2 separate regions of the Homo sapiens genome follow, and region 2 is linked to region 1. Evidence: chromatin loops called from intact Hi-C (ENCODE). Cell type or tissue: OCI-LY7. All regions are shown on one strand. Each heading gives the region's core, and the rest is flanking DNA. Links, peaks and the distances in the headings are about the cores only.

The links. Hi-C counts contacts between places; a loop is a spot of excess contacts. Peaks named below come from ENCODE experiments on the same cell type or tissue, not always from the same donor. Only the 100,000 strongest peaks of a DNase experiment are listed, where the experiment ranks them.
Region 2: it touches region 1 in a loop (4-fold over the local background); 5 of 110 quality-filtered maps call a loop at or near these places.

Annotation. Positions count from the first base shown.
Region 1 is chr20:6,072,367-6,081,147 of GRCh38, reverse strand. FERMT1 (FERM domain containing kindlin 1) reads left to right here. Exons shown (of 15, transcript NM_017671.5): 14 at 1,571-1,712; 15 at 3,802-6,303. The coding sequence ends at 3,975. Among named protein-coding and RNA genes, the nearest start is that of LRRN4, 23 kb to the right of the region's middle. RefSeq lists a silencer at 6,714-6,863. In OCI-LY7, for the core only: a CTCF peak has its summit at 3,603 (motif pointing right); a DNase peak (open chromatin) is centred at 3,607.
Region 2 is chr20:5,930,167-5,938,947 of GRCh38, reverse strand. TRMT6 (tRNA methyltransferase 6 non-catalytic subunit) reads left to right here. Exons shown (of 11, transcript NM_015939.5): 11 at 222-1,720. The coding sequence ends at 413. Among named protein-coding and RNA genes, the nearest start is that of TRMT6, 16 kb to the left of the region's middle. RefSeq lists a silencer at 4,951-5,000. In OCI-LY7, for the core only: CTCF peaks have their summits at 4,759 and 4,958 (motif pointing right); a DNase peak (open chromatin) is centred at 4,927.

The DNA of each region.
Region 1 (8,781 bases), core at 1,433-6,432:
CACCACACCTAGCTAACTTTCTTTTAGGAGATGGGATCTCACTGTGTTACCCAGGCTGCTCTCAATCTCTTGGCTTCAAGTAATCCCCTTGCCTCGGCCTCCCAGAGTGCTGGGATTTCAGATGTGAATCACTGCACCCAGCCAGGCCTCAGTTCTTAAAGCATTCCTCTTCTCAATCTCTACTCACCTTCTTGGGTTCAGCCATTCTTTTGACTTCATTTATATGCCAATTACTCTGAAATATATATCTTGAGCCCAGAACTGTCTCTTGAACTGGAGATTCATAAATCCAGTGACCCTTGGATATCTAATGAGCATCTCATCTTTACATGTCCAAAGTTCCGGATCTTCCCCCTAAACTGGCTCCCCGCTACATACTTCTTCATCTCAGTAGAAGGCAACTCCTCGCCCTAGATGTTCAGGCCAAATCCTTTGGAGTCATTCTTGACTCTGCTCTTTCTCTTACACCAACATCCTGCCCATAGGCAACTCCTAGTGACTCTACCTTCAAAGTACACACAGAATCCGACCACTTCTTCCGCCTCCTCCTCCACCACCACCATCACAGAGCCGGTCCAGAGTGATCCTGCTTGGTGTTCCTGCCTCTACCCTGATCCCACTAAATTTTCAACTTAGCAGCCAGAGGGATCCTTTTAAAATCTAAATCAGATTTTGTGAAGCCTCTGCTCAAAACCATCTGGGACAGGTGTGACAGCTTATGCCTGTAATCCCAGCACTTTGGGAGGCAAAGGCAGGAGGATTGCCTAAGTTCGGGAGTTCAAGACTAGTCTGGGCAACATAACAAGACCCTGTCTCTACAAGACACACACACACACAAAATCTGAAGGATTTCTTATCTCACTCAGAGTAAAAGCCAGATCCTTACAGTGGCCTACAAGACCTTTGCTCTTGAACTCACATTTCTCTCCCCTCCTTCACTGTGTCAGCCACATGGGCCTCCTGGCAGGTCCTTAAGCACATTAAAAAAAAAATTTTTTTAAGTGGCTGTGCCCTCTGCCTGGAATACTCTTTCCCCAGATATCCACGCGGCTCACATCCTCATGCATATCCATTTTTTGATCAAATGTCACCTTTTCACTGACCTCCCTGTTTCAAACTGTAACCACCTTATTACCAGTATTCCCTGTAGCCCTTCCAACTTTATTTTCCTTCATCTTATCTGGCATATGTACCTCATACTTATGATCTTCTCCCTCCCACAGTCAGAAATTTTCCATCCGTTTAGTTTACTACTATATCTCCCATGCCTAGAAGGGTGCCCAACACAGAGTCAGTAATCATTTTGAATGAATTTATTTGATTCCATCTTATTTTTCTTCTCTCTGATGTCAGTTTTACTTAAAGACCATCTGCAGGATAGCCTTCATTCTTTTTTCACGCTGTCTATATCCCAATAAAAATGCCCCCCTGCAGAAAGTTAATTCTTCATTGTCCATTCCTCTGAAATGATTCAGAAATACTGGTAGTATTTTTAAGAAGTTATATGTGAGTGAACATTGTATTATAGGAAGCAGTTGCTTCTCTTAACTAATATTATGATTCTTTTCAGATTTAAAGGAAGCAAAAAAGATGACATTCTGGGAGTTTCATATAACAGGTTGATTAAAATTGATGCAGCCACCGGGATTCCAGTGACAACATGGAGATTCACAAATATCAAACAGTGGAATGTAAACTGGGAAACCCGGCAGGTAAAGTGAAAGTTTTTGCTCTTCAGTGTTGAGCCTATAAATGTGTGTCCCTCAGAATTGCAGATTATTCTGAGTTTTAAAAGGTGTTCTTCTATTTAGACCTAAGAAACCACAAGCATATGGTAACTGTCTGTCTGCTAAAATCATCATATGCAATTCTGGGCAGCTTCCTAACAGGCACAGGCCAAATGCTCTTGCATTAGCACTGCAAGTTGGCTTAGTCTCCATGCAGACTTTCAATACAGACAGGTTCTGAAATCGCTGAGCAGTTTCATTAATTTTCATTGACTCAGCATAGGATTATACAGGATTTAGCTTGATACTTACTTATGAGAAACTACTGGAGATGTAACTGCTATGCAAAATAAATCCAAAAAAAGCCTCATCTGACTGGCTGCCAAGAAACCCGATGGAGGACTGGAAGATTCAGTTGCTCACCTGGAGAGCATTCCAGGCCCAAAAGGGAAAAACTGCTGAAGAAGAAAGTGAGGTCCATAGTGATGACTGAGAAAAGCTTCACCTCTTAAAACCAGGAGCCCTCAAACCCCTAGCCTATGTTACAGCCTCCCATCATCTCCCATCCTAGGAGCTAAGTTCAGGCCAAGCCTGTATCATGGAAAATTCCAGATGAAGTTAGAGGCAGCTTAGCATCCTGCCGCTAATTTAAAACATTCTGCCCAGTGCTTTGGGAGGCCGAGGTGGGAAGGATCACTTGAGGCTGGGAGTTCGAGACCAGCCTGGGCAACATAATGAGACCCTGTCTCCACAGAAAATTAAAAAAAAAAAAAACAAAAAAAAAAAACGCTGAACTAGCCAGGTGTGATGGTGTGCACCTGTAGTTTCAGCTACTCAGCCAGGGATGATCAGTTGAGGTTCGAGGTTACAGTGAGCAGTGACTGTGCCACTGCACTCCAGCCTGGGTAACAAAGCAAGACCCTGTTTCATTCATTCTTGAATTAATTAAAACATTCAGATGTTGCTGATACAGACTCAATCTTCCCTCATTCCTTTGGCATTCTCATTTTCCAATAGAAAGTCACTGACGTAGAGGGATGGTAAGAGACCCACACATTTGTTAAGAACCCTGACTTCCTCTCAGCAGTGTTGATAATCATCTGGGTGCTTATTTGTAAAATCAAGTTCAGAGATTAGATGACCTCTAAGGCGGTAGCTCTAAAGCCTTGATGCGTATTAGGATCACCTGGGGAGCTTTAAAACACCACTGCCTAGACCACACCCAAGGCCAGTTAAATCTGAATCTCTGGGAGGAGGAACGAACCATTAGTAATTTTTAAAGGTCCACAAGTGATTTCAATGGGCAGCCAAGGTTGTGAACCAGCAAAGTCTCTAAGTCTTTCTTCTAGTGCTTAGAGTTTATGACTTGCAGCTAGGAAAGGGTTCCGGGCAGTGGCTGTAGGAAAATTCAGGCAGACTTTTATTCATTAAAGAGCCTGCAGGCCGGGTGCAGTGGCTCACGCCTATAATCCCAACACTTTGGGGGTCCGAGGCATGGATCACTTGAGGTCAGGCGTTCAAGACCAGCCTGGCCAACATGGTGAAACCCCCGTCTCTACTGAAAATACAAAAATTAGCCAGGTGTGGTGGCACACACCTGTAATCCCAACTACTTGGGAGGCTGAGGCATGAGAATCGCTTGAACCTGGGAGGCAGAGGTTGCAGTGGCCCGAGATCGTGCCACTGTACCCCAGCCTGGGTGACAGAGAGAGACTCCATCTCAAAAAAAAAATAAAAATAAAAATAAAGTGCCTGCGAAGCACCCTGCCCCTCAACACAGGGAGACAGAGAGTGCTTGGGCAAAATCCTTGTATCTAAACTGTAGACAGAAAATGTGTTGGGAGTTTTTTTAACCAGACGTGCAGCAAAGTCGACACCACCAGAGGGCGCAAAGAGAGCAAAGATGTTTTCTGGAAGCGTTTAATGGAAGTGATGGTTTTCTGTGTGTTTTAGAGGGATATCCATCTGTTATCCACCTCAGCAGCCCTCAGCTCCAGGGGCCAGTCCAGCAAAGCACTTTTTTTTTCATCATTCCTTGTCAGAGTTTAAGCTTCTCTGTGCCTTCCTCTTCCAGGTGGTCATCGAGTTTGACCAAAACGTCTTTACTGCTTTCACCTGCCTGAGTGCAGATTGCAAGATTGTGCACGAGTACATTGGCGGCTACATTTTCTTGTCCACCCGCTCCAAGGACCAGAATGAAACACTCGATGAGGACTTGTTCCACAAATTGACCGGCGGTCAGGATTGAAACAAGCACGCGTGCTCGGCTCACACCAACAAGGCAAGCCAAAGGCGCCCCTCCCCAGAGGGATCCCTAACGTGCCCAGCATGTAGATTCTGGACTAACAGACAACATACATTCACCGCTGGTCACCCAGATCCTCATTCAAACCCACTGCTGGCACATCCCTTTCCTTACTTTGCCCTGTGCTACCAGCCACGGAAGGAGCCTCTCTTGTTTTTTCTATAAAATGGGTAGGCAGGAGAAAAGCAGGTGCCCTAAGATTGCTCTAAGGCCCAGCATGTGGTTACAGTTCTCTGACTTGCAGAACCTGCCAGGTGTATGGCTACAAGTTATCCTCGTGCTGATCTGTCTCATTACTAAGTCAATGGAGAAGACAGAAAGGTAAAAATCACGTGTAGCAAGAACAACTCTTATTTCACAAACTCAGGTATGAAACGAAACGCCTGTCCTTCATGGAACTGCTTTTAGCTCCTGTCTTTTCAAAATGGCAGAGGGAGTTCCTACACACACTTTTTCCCTGGAGGCCAAGGTCTAGGGGTAGAAAGGGGAGGGGTGGGGCTACCAGGTAGCAGTTGACAACCCAAGGTCAGAGGAGTGGCCCTCAGTGTCATCTGTCCACAGTGATACCTGCCAAGATGACCACTGACCCACATCTGGTCTTAGTCATTGGTCTCCTCAGATTTCTGGGGCCACCTGCAAGCCCCATTCCATTCCTACAGATCTCTCAGCCACCTGTAAGTCCTTTGTGAAGATGTGGGTGACACAGGGGGACAGGAAAACCCATTTCTCAACCCAGATCCATGTCTCCACTGCTTCTACTCTGGGTTGGGATTCAGGAAGACAGGCACAGTCCTCTCTGTTCATAGAAACACCTGCCAGTGTCAAGGATTCCAGTCAGGTGTCTATCCCAACTGGTCAGGGAGAGAAGGGCAGACCCATTCTCAAAGACCACCATGTCCAAGGTCTGACAGCTCCCCACTGGCTGCCCCCACAGGGGCTTTAGGCTGGTCTGGGTCATGGGGAAGCGTCCCTCTTATCGCTGGTCTGTGTTCTCCTGGATTTGGTATCTATGTTGGTACGACTCCTGGCCTTTTATCTAAAGGACTTTGGCTTTTGTAAATCACAAGCCAATAATAGACTTTTTTCTCCCCCTCTGTTTTTTGCTGTGTCATCTCTGCCTTGAGACTGCCTTGAGACAGTGCTTGCCTTGAGAGAGTGAGCCAATTAACAGCTGCCTGAATTGTCATTTTCCATTTTGGTTTGTTAGAGGTGGGAGGGGTGGGTTTTGAGAAGGTCAAAAGCAATACCAGAAGTAAAGGGAAATATCAGACAATATTTTATTATTTTTTCATAGATGTTCTGCCACACAAAGAACTTGGGGTGTAAGGATAAGGCAAAAGCTCCAATCCCATTTTTCAGTTCTCCTAGGATGCACCCCTCAGGGAGCCTGGCCAGAGTTCCGAGGCCCGTGAGCGTCAGCTGTTGCTTTATTTTCCATCAAAGCCCTCTGAGAAGTGAGACCTCAGCAATTCCGGGAGCCACATAGAGACAGACTTGGCAAGGGACCCCCTGGTTCTGAGCCAGTAGCTGCCATCTGGAAATTCCTCTTTTAGCCTCTCCTTAGAGGTGAATGTGAATGAAGCCTCCCAGGCACCCGCTGAATTTCTGAGGCCTTGCTTAAAGCTCAGAAGTGGTTTAGGCATTTGGAAAATCTGGTTCACATCATAAAGAACTTGATTTGAAATGTTTTCTATAGAAACAAGTGCTAAGTGTACCGTATATACTTGATGTTGGTCATTTCTCAGTCCTATTTCTCAGTTCTATTATTTTAGAACCTAGTCAGTTCTTTAAGATTATAACTGGTCCTACATTAAAATAATGCTTCTCGATGTCAGATTTTACCTGTTTGCTGCTGAGAACATCTCTGCCTAATTTACCAAAGCCAGACCTTCAGTTCAACATGCTTCCTTAGCTTTTCATAGTTGTCTGACATTTCCATGAAAACAAAGGAACCAACTTTGTTTTAACCAAACTTTGTTTGGTTACAGTTTTCAGGGGAGCGTTTCTTCCATGACACACAGCAACATCCCAAAGAAATAAACAAGTGTGACAAAAAAAAAAAAAAACAAACCTAAATGCTACTGTTCCAAAGAGCAACTTGATGGTTTTTTTTAATACTGAGTGCAAAAGGTCACCCAAATTCCTATGATGAAATTTTAAATTAATGGGCACCTTTCAACATCATTTGCTTCCTTATCTACAGTTGATTCAGAAATCTGCATTTTTTATTCTTTTATATGACTTTTAAGTAAAAGATTTATATGGATTTGAGTACGGTCCTGTTGTGTCCTCTCCAACCTACTGTCTCCAAAAAGGTGACTTTTTCCTCTCTTATGAAAAGGGACTGCAACTCTGAGGTCTAACATGTGTCTCTCCTCACAGCGCCAAGATTCCGGGTCGTTCCCTCCCGTGGTGTGGGGAGTGGCAGATTCCAGGGGTCCTCAGAGAGCCCCTTAGAAACCTCACTTACCCGCTGGTTTCAACTCCTTTCTCACTGACTTGGTCACAGATTTCCTGGCATATCCTGCCTTATCATGAGCTCTTTTGTCTCTTTCCAGTTCTATATTAAAACACACACACACACACACACACCAGCAAGCAAAGATCCCCAGCGGCAATAGAACAGCAGAAGCCTCTGATTCTGATGGCTGAGTGTTGAGGGCACTTTGCTTTAGTGACATGCAGTTTATAGATATCCCTTTGTGCAATTCTCCTGTCAGCCCACAGAGGGTAGAAATGGCTTCCTCTACAAAGGAGAAAGGTTCAGAAGGTGAACTTGCCCAGGGTCACACTGCCAATGAGCAGTGTTTGTCTTGACTCCAGAAGCCACTAAGCTTAACCCAGCAAACCCCACCCTTCCTTCCCAGCCTTGCCCAGCCTTGAAATGCCCCTTACCCTAGCTCCAGAGCAGGCGTTCCTGAGCTCAGGCTCATACCAGTAAGAGAGAACCAGGGGCATTAAGAGCAGTTAGCTGTGGGAGGAGAGGCTGGACCAAAAAGGTCTGGGAGCCAGAGAAATGAGGTGCTTAGAGTGTTGTTGTTTTTTTCTTTGTTTTAATTTTTGTTTTTGTTTTTTGAGATGGAGTTTCACTCTTGTTGCCCAGGCTGGAGAGCAATGGCGTGATCTCAGCTAACCACAACCTCCGCCTCCCAGGTTCAAGCGATTCTCCTGCCTCAGCCTCCCGAGTAGCTGGGACTACAGGCATGCACCACCACGCCTGGCTAATTTTGTATTTTTTTTAGTAGAGACGGGGTTTCTGCATGTTAGTCAGGCTAGTCTTGAACTCCTGACCTCAGGTGATCCGCCTGCCTCGGCCTCCCAAAGTGCTGGGATTACAGGCGTGAGCCACCGTGCTTAATTTTGGGAAAGTTTCATTTTTAGTCCCACGGTCAGAAAAGTAAGGAAATGAGGAAGCTTTAATTTGAAAACTCATTTAATACAAGAAGTCAAGATATTTTATAATATCTGTCTTCTAAAATCACTTTAAAATTTTATTTTTAACTCACAAGATTTATTTTTGGGGGCTGGGCATAGTGGCTCACCTTGTAATCCCAGCACTTTGGGAGGCCAAGGCAGGAGGCTTACCCGAGCCCAGGAGTTCAAGACCAGCTTGGGCAACACAGCAAGACCCCATCTCTACAAAGATTTTAAAAAATTAGCTGGGCATGGTGGCACATGCCTGTAGTCCTAGCTACTTGGGAGGCTGAGATGAGAGGATCCCTTGAGCTCCAGGAGTTCAAGGTGGCAGTGAGCTATGATCATGCCATCACACTCCAGCCTCAGTGACCCTGTCTCAAAAAAAAAAAAAAAAATTGGCTTCTACATTTAGTATCTCTATATTCATTTTAATTATTTTCTCACATAGCGTGACTTTCCTGCCTCTCCCCCTTCCACTCCTGTCACCCCAGAATCTCTCAGTGGTAGGAGACAGAAAGGGAACATTCCTCTTTGTTATTTCACCCATCTTTCCTTCTCATGCACCCTACAGCCAAGGACTCTTGAGTCCAGGAAATCATAGCTGGAAAATCTGAAAAACTGAAAAAGTGAAGCCCTTGGCCCTCACTTGCTTCAAAGTTTTTCCAATTCCTTGAACCTCACTGGAGTTGTGTGGAAATATTGAGTGCTATCAGAAAGAGGGGAGGCCGGGCACGGTGGCTCACGCCTGTAATCCCAGCATTTTGGGAGGCCGAGGCAGGAGGATCACCTGAGGTCGGGAGTTCGAGACCAGCCTAACCAAAATGGAGAAACCCCGTCTCTACTAAAAATACAAAATTAGCCAGGTGTGGTGGCACCTGCCTGTAATCCCAGCTACTCGGGAGGCTGAGGCAGGAGAATCACTTGAACCTGGGAGGCAGAGATTGCGATGAGCCGAGATCACACCATTGCACTCCAGCTTGGGTGAAAGAGCGAGACTCCTCCATCTCAAAAAAACAAAAACAAAACAAACAAAACAAACAAACAAACAAAAACCGAAAAGAAAAAGCTATCCTGACATTTGCACACACATCTCATGTTGCATCAAGACTCAGTGATTGGCCGGGTGTGGTGGCTCACATCTGTAATCCCAGCATTTTGGGAAGCCAAGGCGGAAGGATTGCTTGAGCCTAGGAGTTCAAGACCAGCCTGGGCAACAGCAAGACCCTGTCTCTATTTAAAATAATCATAATAATTTTTGTAAAGGCTCAGTTATCTCAGAGGAGTCCCAATTTTTAAAAAACCTGAATGAGAATGCTCCTGACTAACACCTGT
Region 2 (8,781 bases), core at 2,601-7,600, 140 kb after region 1:
AGAGAGAGAGAGAAAGGAAGGAAGGGAGGGAGGAAGGAAGGGAAGGAAGGAAGGAAGGGAGAGAGGGAGGGAGGGAGGGAAAAGAAAAGAAAGAAAAAAAAATGTCCATTTAAATCATCAAGAGAACCTGTGTTGTTTAAATTCTGATTTTTGGTATATGTGTTGTTAGCATGGACTTTATTGTCTTAGGAAAGCATGAATGTCTTTTCTGTCTTGATTAGGTTTTGCCAGATCGAAGTCATCCTAAACTGCTGATGAGTGGAGGTGGGGGTTATCTTCTCTCCGGCTTCACCGTTGCCATGGACAACCTTAAAGCAGACACCAGCCTCAAATCTAATGCAAGCACTTTAGAATCACACGAGACTGAGGAGCCTGCAGCTAAAAAACGAAAATGCCCAGAGTCTGACTCTTAACCCTTTTGAGAATTGCTCTGAATTTTGTTCTCAGGCATTATACAGTTAGTAATTAAACTTTAAATGCCATTACTACTTGTTTTTTCATATCCCAAGAATAAGAACATGTCTATGTACCCGTTTCTAGGAAGGAGGAGTATATGCCTTTTGTCTATTTCTGACACAGATGCATTTGGTCTGTCAAAACTGCAACCATGGGGTATGTAGTATGACCAACTGCATTTAACAAAACTCCTCTAAGTACTTCTAAATATTCTGTGCAAATATCTTGAGAACTTCAACATCCTAAAAATGTGTTTCTACAAGACTTTATATTTTAAGCTAAGTGGAATAATACAACGTAACTAAAACATGGCGGGTACCGAAAGGAGGGCAATTCATGGAAGAAATTTCCTCTGTTCATTCCGTTCTCTTCAACCTAAGCAATATGGATGTGTGAGTGTGTGATTTATTATGGTACCAAAAATGTCCACCTTCTTTCCTGCAGCGGAATAAGCTTTTTTGAAATGCTGAGGTTTTATTTTAATAGTTGACAACCTGGGAAAGTTCTGAGTATTTATTTTACTGCTCTTTTTTGTGCATAGAAAGGTTTAGTAGGGTACTTTTTTGCATTAATTTGCCAATACTCTTATTCTTTGTTCTAAATAAAGTGACTAGAATTTTTGTGTACTATTCAATTAAAGGAAACAAATGTCTTTTCCCCCTCTATGGTCTTATGGATACACATTTGCACACACACACATATGTATATAGATGTTGGTATATATACACACATATATTTATATATACACAGATATATACATACACATGCAAGTGGAGACATAGATTGTACCACCTGTATGAATATGTATGTACACATGGGGACAGAAAGAGTGTGCAGTCTATTTGAACTGTATCAAAGTCTTGTGCAGGACTTAGACCAATTCTCATTGTATTAGTGTCATTCCTTGTCAAATGTCCCTAAAGTGCCTTTCTTGATTATTAATGCTGAAGAACTCTGTCATGATTAGATGGTTACCCTTTCTAAGCTCTGAAAAACTCTAATCATTTGATCATGTGCTGTAGCAAAGAAAGTGTTTAGAATCAGCCAAGGCTCTTGTTCATTTGAGAGATTGAGTCTTGCTCACTGGAACATGGTCATCGTTTGCGTTGCTCCTGTCATAGAATAGGCCTGTATCATACAGCAAGGAACATCTCAGAAAAAAAATTTTTTTTCCAAATAGCATGTGCTATGCCAATGTGATTACTAAGTACAATTTTGAGTCCTTTATCCTAATTGCTATTAAAGAATAAAAATGTCGGCCGGGCACAGTGGCTCATGCCTGTAATCCCAACACTTTGGGAGGCCCAGGCAGGCGGATCACCTGAGGTCAGGGGTTCAAGATCAGCCTGACAAACATGTTGAAACCCCATCTCTACTAAAAATTAGAAAATTAGCCATGCGTGGTGGCTAACGCCTGTAATCCCAGCTACTTGGGAGGCTGAGGCAGGAGAACCGCTTGAACCCGGGAGGCAGAGGTTGCAGTGAGCCGACATCACGCCATTGCACTCCAGCCTGGGCGACGAGTGAAACTGTCTCAAAAAATAAATAAAAATGAAAATGTTTCCTACTGTGATTCTTCTAACAGTGATGCAGTCAGTGATGTCCTGTGGGCTTTCGGCCGATTGTGACGTGGTCTGTCTATTGTAGAGGACATGCCTGGATTGGCACCTCACGGAGTGTGTTGCAAGCTGGTGTCACACACACATGTAGCTAATCAAGTTTGGACAAGGAGAACAGAAAACTGCATAGATTAGAATCAGTAGTGGCTGGTCTCCTGGTTACTGGTTTGCAAGTTGCATTCCGTTCCCTAAATCTTTTCTCTTGAGTTTCTTGAGCAAGGGGTCTGGGGTCTGAGCTACCAAGGCCCTGCATGCTCATGTTACCTTGTGAACTCATCTTACCAATGCCAACAGCATAAGTTAATCTGTATTTTTTTTTTTTCTCATTCATATAGTTTACTTAATCTGCGTACAGATGATTGAATTCTGTGGTTTGCAAACTTAGCATTGGAAAACTTAGATTCCCCTGGAGGGCTTGGTAAGCAGAGGCCACTGGGCCCTCCACCCCACAGAATAAGATTTCAGTACTTCTGGAGTGGTACAGAGCATTTGCATTTCAAGTAGTTTCCAGGTGATATTGGTGCTGTTGGTCCAGGAACCGCCCACTGGGAACCACGACTGTGTGCATGCACATCATGGGTACAGCTAAATACAGGATGTTTTTGTCTTGTGTTTAAAATGGACATTCACCTTTGGAGCAGATGAACGGATAATTTTATGATTTTTGGACATCCAGCCACCAGAGGAGTTATGTAGAATAGCACTTTAATGAATGGCAATCAAGAAGTCAAAGACAAAAATCATTCTGTAACATCCATCCTGTTCCTCCACTGGACTAGGGTACTTGGCAATATAGCATGGCACCCATTACAGGGCATTTTTTAGCTTAAAGGTACACTCAAATTGTATGAAGCAAATACTGAGCAATCATTCATGCATTGGTTGTATATTGAAAAGCCAAAAATAGCCTTTTCTCAATACATAGTGAAGCTTTGGGAAAAAAAAATGGAGTGTTTGCATGTTGTTTTAAAGTGTTGGTTGTAAGTATTGCAAGAACAGTACTAAATACTAAAACGCATGTCCTAAAAATCCATGATCAGGATTCACTTTATCCTGATTTTGTAATGCCTTTAAGTGCAGTGCTAGAAAGGAACAGAGTGTATCTAATAACTTGAAATATGATGTTGCCTCTAGGCTAGTATTAATTTTTGTAAAAAGGATTATAATTTTCCTTGAACTTAACTATGTAGCACAGGTCAGATGGTGAGAGAGGTAAGTCCCTGAATAGCTACTTAAAAAGCAACCAGTAACCTTTCAACTACCGTATTAACCTTTACTAGGCACCCACAGCTATCTGAGTTTTTATGAGAAAGGGCAAGATCTTTGAAGCATAGGAAATGAATATCATACTCTACCCACTCCTTTTGGAAGGCCCTTTTTACAGTTCTATTAATAACCTGGGGCTTTTTTGTTTTTGTTTTTTTTTTTTTTTACTCTTAGCTGAGATATCATTAAAACAAGACTGGAAAGATTTTGACATTTCATTTTTGCTTTGACAGGTAACAAGGTGCTGTGGATATTTTGTTTTGAAAGAGGGGTAGGTCAATCTGTTGGATGTTTGGTCTACATAGTGTTATAATTCTAAGCCAACAAACTTTAAAGAGTGGAGAAATTAATCCAGGGGAAATGATAGCAGGCATTCTTTTGCCTTTTGGGAATACTTTTCCTTAATCAAATGCTTAGGTGGGTAGTGACCTCTCAGTGCTCTCCTGTCACCTGTGAGTGACACAAAATAGGAGCTATAAACTAGATTAAATTAAATTAAATAATTATATAGACCAGACTTGGTGGCTCACACCTGTAATCCCAGCCCTTTGGGAGACCAAGGAGGGTGGCTCACTTGAGGTCAGGAGTTTGAGACCAGCCTGGCCAACATGGTGAAACCCCTTCTCTACTAAAAATACAAAAATTAGCTGGGTGTGGTGGCGGCACCTGTAATCCCAGCTAGTTGGGAGGCTGAGGCAGGAGAATCACTTGAACCTAGGAGGCAGAGGTTGCAGTGAGCTGAGATCACACCACTGCACTCCAGCCTGGGCATCAGAGTGAGACTCTGTCATTCATAAATAAATAAATAAAGTCATATGGTGACAGATTCAAGAAAGGAGATAAAAATAAGAAAGAATATGATTAATTTAAATCAGCGGGCAGCAAATCTGGCCCACTACAAGTTTTTTGTATGGCCTGTAACGAAAGATTTTTACATTTTTAAGTGGTTGAAGCGGAAAAGTAAAAAAAATAAAAATAAAAAATAAAATAAATTTGTGACATGGGAAAATTACATGAAATTCAAACTGAAGTTTTATTGGAACGCAGCCACTCTCAATTTGTTTATGTATTGTCAATGGCTGCTTTCACACTGTGGCAAAGTTGAATAATTGTGATAGAGCCCATATGGTCTCAAAGCCTAAAATACACGCTCTCTGGGCCTTTGTGAAAAACTTTGCTGATCACTGATTTCAGTGGCGTGATGAGACGGATTGTGGCACTGGTGGAAACGGGAGAGCAGCCCTTTGGAGCAGCCACAGTGGGAAGCAGGTTTGGTGTGGGCAGCAAGCAACAATGGACAGTAGTGTGACATCCAGAGCTCCTTCTCGGTCCGCTGGACCTATCAGCAGTGTCTGACACCGTCCATCCCTCTCCTTGCCAGGCTTTTCCTCCCTTGGCTTCTAGAACACCACTCTCTCCTGGTTTCCCTCCTACCTCTCCAGCCTTTCTTTCTGTATCTCTCTTACTGGTTCTTCCTCATCTCTGAAACTTCTAAACATTGGCATGCCTCAGGGCTCAGCACTTGCACTTCTTCCTTTTCTTGTCTACACTAACTCCCTAGGGTGTTTGGAGGATTTGGGGACTGATCAAAGAGAAAGACATGACCATGAGATGGCAGCAGCACACACATATTTTATTGGTGATGGTGACACTCTGACAGGTTTGCATAGGGGTAGGGGGATGTCCCTTAGAGCAAGAGTCTGTGCAAAGAGCACACACTACAGGTGTTGCTACTCAGAAGGAGAGGAGGAAAGGCAAGGATACCCCCGAGGGAGGGGAGAGTCAGAAACAAGGCTTATGTGTCTAGGTGGTGTTGCACAGCAGTACAGAGGGGAGTCTCTGGGTCAGAGAGCTCCGAAGGACAGGGACGGCTTGAGGTTTGTGTTTTTGTTTTTGGCTTTATTTTTCTGAGACAGGGTCTCACTCTGTCACCCAGGCTGGAGAGCAGTGGCATGATCTCAGTTCACTGCAACCTCCACCTCCCAGGCTCAAGTGATCCTCCCACCTCAGCCTCCCAAGTAGCTGGGACTACAGGCGCATGCCACCACATATAGCTAATTTTTGTATTTTTAGTAGAGACAGGGTTTCATTACATTGCCCAGGCTGGTCTTGAACTCCTGAGCTCAAGCGATCTGCCTGCCTCGGCCTCCCAAAGTGCTGGGATTAACATCGCACTTAAGGTCTTATAACCACAAGGCTCTATGTTATCAATGGCCAACAGATGCTGGGTATAGTTTCACCGGGTATGTACCAGCAAGGCCCTGAATGGCTAAAAATTGGCATAAAATTTGTTTAAAATAATTGGATGTGTAAAAATTTGAGTTTGGCTTCTGCAGTAATCAGTGTCAGCCTGCAATGAAGAAATAAACAATCTATGAGCCAATAAACAGAGGCCATCTTTCACTCATTTATATAACTCTAGGTGATCTCACCCAGTTTTAAGGCTTTAAATACCGTCTCTATGATGATGACTCCCACATGCAGTCTTCAACACAGGCCTTTTCCTCCAGCACTGGCTCATATACCCAGCTCAACACCTCTGCTGGGTATCTATTCACGTCTCAAACTTAACAAGTTCAAATCTGAGCTCCCCATCTCTACCCTTCCAAACCAGTCCCTCCTGCAGTCTCCCCATCTGTTTTCCCAGATGCTCAGGCCTAAAGCCTTGGTATTCTCCTCTCATTCCCTCATGCCACACCAAAACCAGCAGCCCTACGTGTCAGCTCTGTCTCCAGAATAGATCTAGAATTCTACCACTTCTCCCCATTCCCAGTGCCACCACCTTGGACCCTGCCATCACAATGACCCACCAGGGTCATTACAGTGCCCTCCTTATTGGTTTCTGTGTTTCTGCCTTCACTTCCCCTACAGCCATCACTCAACCCAGCAGCCAGTGTTGTTATAAACATAAAGCAAATCCTATCAGTCATCCGTTGAGAACTCTCCAATTGTAAAACAAAAGTCCTTACCAGGACCTACAGAGAGCCCTGCGTGACCTGGCCCCTGCTGCCTCTCTAAGCTCACCTCCTACGACAGTCTCCCACTCTGGCCTCTTGTTCTTCTTCAAACATGCCAAACACATTCCTGACCCAGGGCCTTTGCACCTACTATTCCCTCTGCCTGAAATGTCCTTGCCCCAGGTGTCCACATGGCTCACACCCTTTCTTTAGGTCTTTCATCAACAGATACTTTCTCAGTGAAGCCTGTCATATATGTGAGTGTCAGGATCCTGGACTGCAGAATTGTAATTACTGCAATTAATTAATTATTTCAGCACCTGAAATCTCCTGATTATATTATGTGTTTGTTGTTCGTTTGTTTGTTTTGAGACAGAGTTTCGCTCTTGTTGCCTAGGCTGGAGTGCAGTGGCACGATCTCAGCTCACTGCAACCTCCATCTCCTGGGTTCAAGTGATTCTCCTGCCTCAGCCTCCCGAGTAGCTGGGATTAGAGGCAACTGCCACTACACCCAGCTATTTTTTTGTATTTTTAGTAGAGTAGAGTTTCACCATGTTGACCAGGCTGATCTCCAACTCCCGACCTCAGGTGATCTGCCTGCCTCGACCTCCCAAAGTGCTGGGATTACAGGGGTGAACCACCCACCCGGCCTCCTGATTATACTATGTTTTACAGTGGCATGGTGTGTATTTTCATTTTGTAATAATAGGACCCTTTCTTTCCTCCTGTCCCAGCTCTGTGTTATAACTCCTTCTCGATAAACTTGTCATGATATTATAAATCATGACAATATATTCAAATAAGAAAATAAATCTAAAAGTTAAATTACAGGTGGCTGCATCTGCACACAGATTTGGAGGATGGGGCACTGAGGCCATTGTTTCTCATTGTATTAGATACCTAGGGCTGCCATAACAATGTGCCACAAGCTGAGTGGCTTAAAACAACAGAAAAGTATTCTATTGCATATCTGGAGGCCAGAAGTCTGAAACTGAATTGTTGGCAGAGGCAGTGTTCCCTCTGACAGTTCTAGGGCAGAATCCTTCCTTGACCGTACCAGAAAAATCTGGTAACCCAGGCATTTCTTGGCTTGAAGAGGCATAGCTCCAGTCTCTGCCTCTGTCTCCACATGGTATTCTCCTCTGTGTGTGTGTTTGTCTCTGAATTTCCGTCTTCTTGTAAGGACACCAATAATACTAGAAACTCTAATGACCCCATCTTAACTGCGGAGACCTGATTTCCAAATAAGGTCACATTCATGGGTGCCAGTGGTTAAGACTTCTTCATTTTGGGGACAAAATTCAACCCATAATCCTCATTTATAAGCCTTTCAGGACTACTTAATGTTTTTACAATGGACATAAATTATTTTGATTAAAAGTGGGAAAAACAGTGGACTAGATTGTTCTTCACTTCTTCCTGAAGAAATGGTGACATCCCCAAGATCCTAATTGTACCGTCTGAGCAGCACGTATTGGGTGGGATTCTCTTGGATGTCTCCTTCATCTTTGATAGACCATCTACACCTTCACGTTTCCCTCCCCTGGGGTGTTTGCAAACTAAAATGAAAAGATGTACTAATGTGCAGAACCTCAACAAGGCAGATGCCAGGGGGAAGCTGGGGGGTGCCATATGCATTGCACTCTAGCTTCCAGCAGCTTTCCTCGTGAGCAGTGCCCAGTGTGTGAGTGTGTGTGTGTGTGTGTGAGATTTGCCAGGCTGGCATTTGGTGTATTGCTGGGTTTTATTTTCTCTCCTATAGACAGTAAATCATTTTTCACCTTGGGCCCCTGAATCTCTCTTTAGGAAAGGATTTTGTTTTCTGCTGGGCTGTGATAGGAAAAAAGGAAGAGACATTGTACTCTGTGCATGTGAGTACATGCTGAGCATTTCCCAGTATCTTGTATCAGGATATATTAAGACAAGGGGTTGCAAGTGCAGGTATACTATTTGGCATAATATAAGCCTTGACTTTGGATAGTTTCTTAGGTCAGGGTCCCCCAGGAGCAAACCCTGAGACAAGTATTTGAAAACAAGCAGTTTATATGAGAGATGATCCCAGGAAACACCAGCAGGGTCACCAGTGGGCAGTGGAAAAGGTAAAGGCAGCCAATAAAGGCTGCATTATTGGGCAGGTCACTGCTGTGGCACCTGGGGCATGATCCACAGAGGAAGTCTGGGAGGCAGTGCAGAATATGTGCCTCAGTGTCTCTCCACCTGAGGGGGGTGGGTGCTGGCCTGCTTTATTATGGGTTGAATTGTGTCCCCAGAAAAAAAACATGTTGAAGTCCCAACCCCTAATACATGTAAATGTGACCTGACTTGAAAATAGGGTGGTTGCAGATGTAATTAGTTAAGATGAGGTCATACTGGAGTAGGATGGGTCCTTAATTCAATATGACTGGTGTCCTGATGAAGAACACCATGTTAACAGACAGACTCACAGGGAGAGAGTGCCCATGTGCAGACAGAGGTGGCAGTGG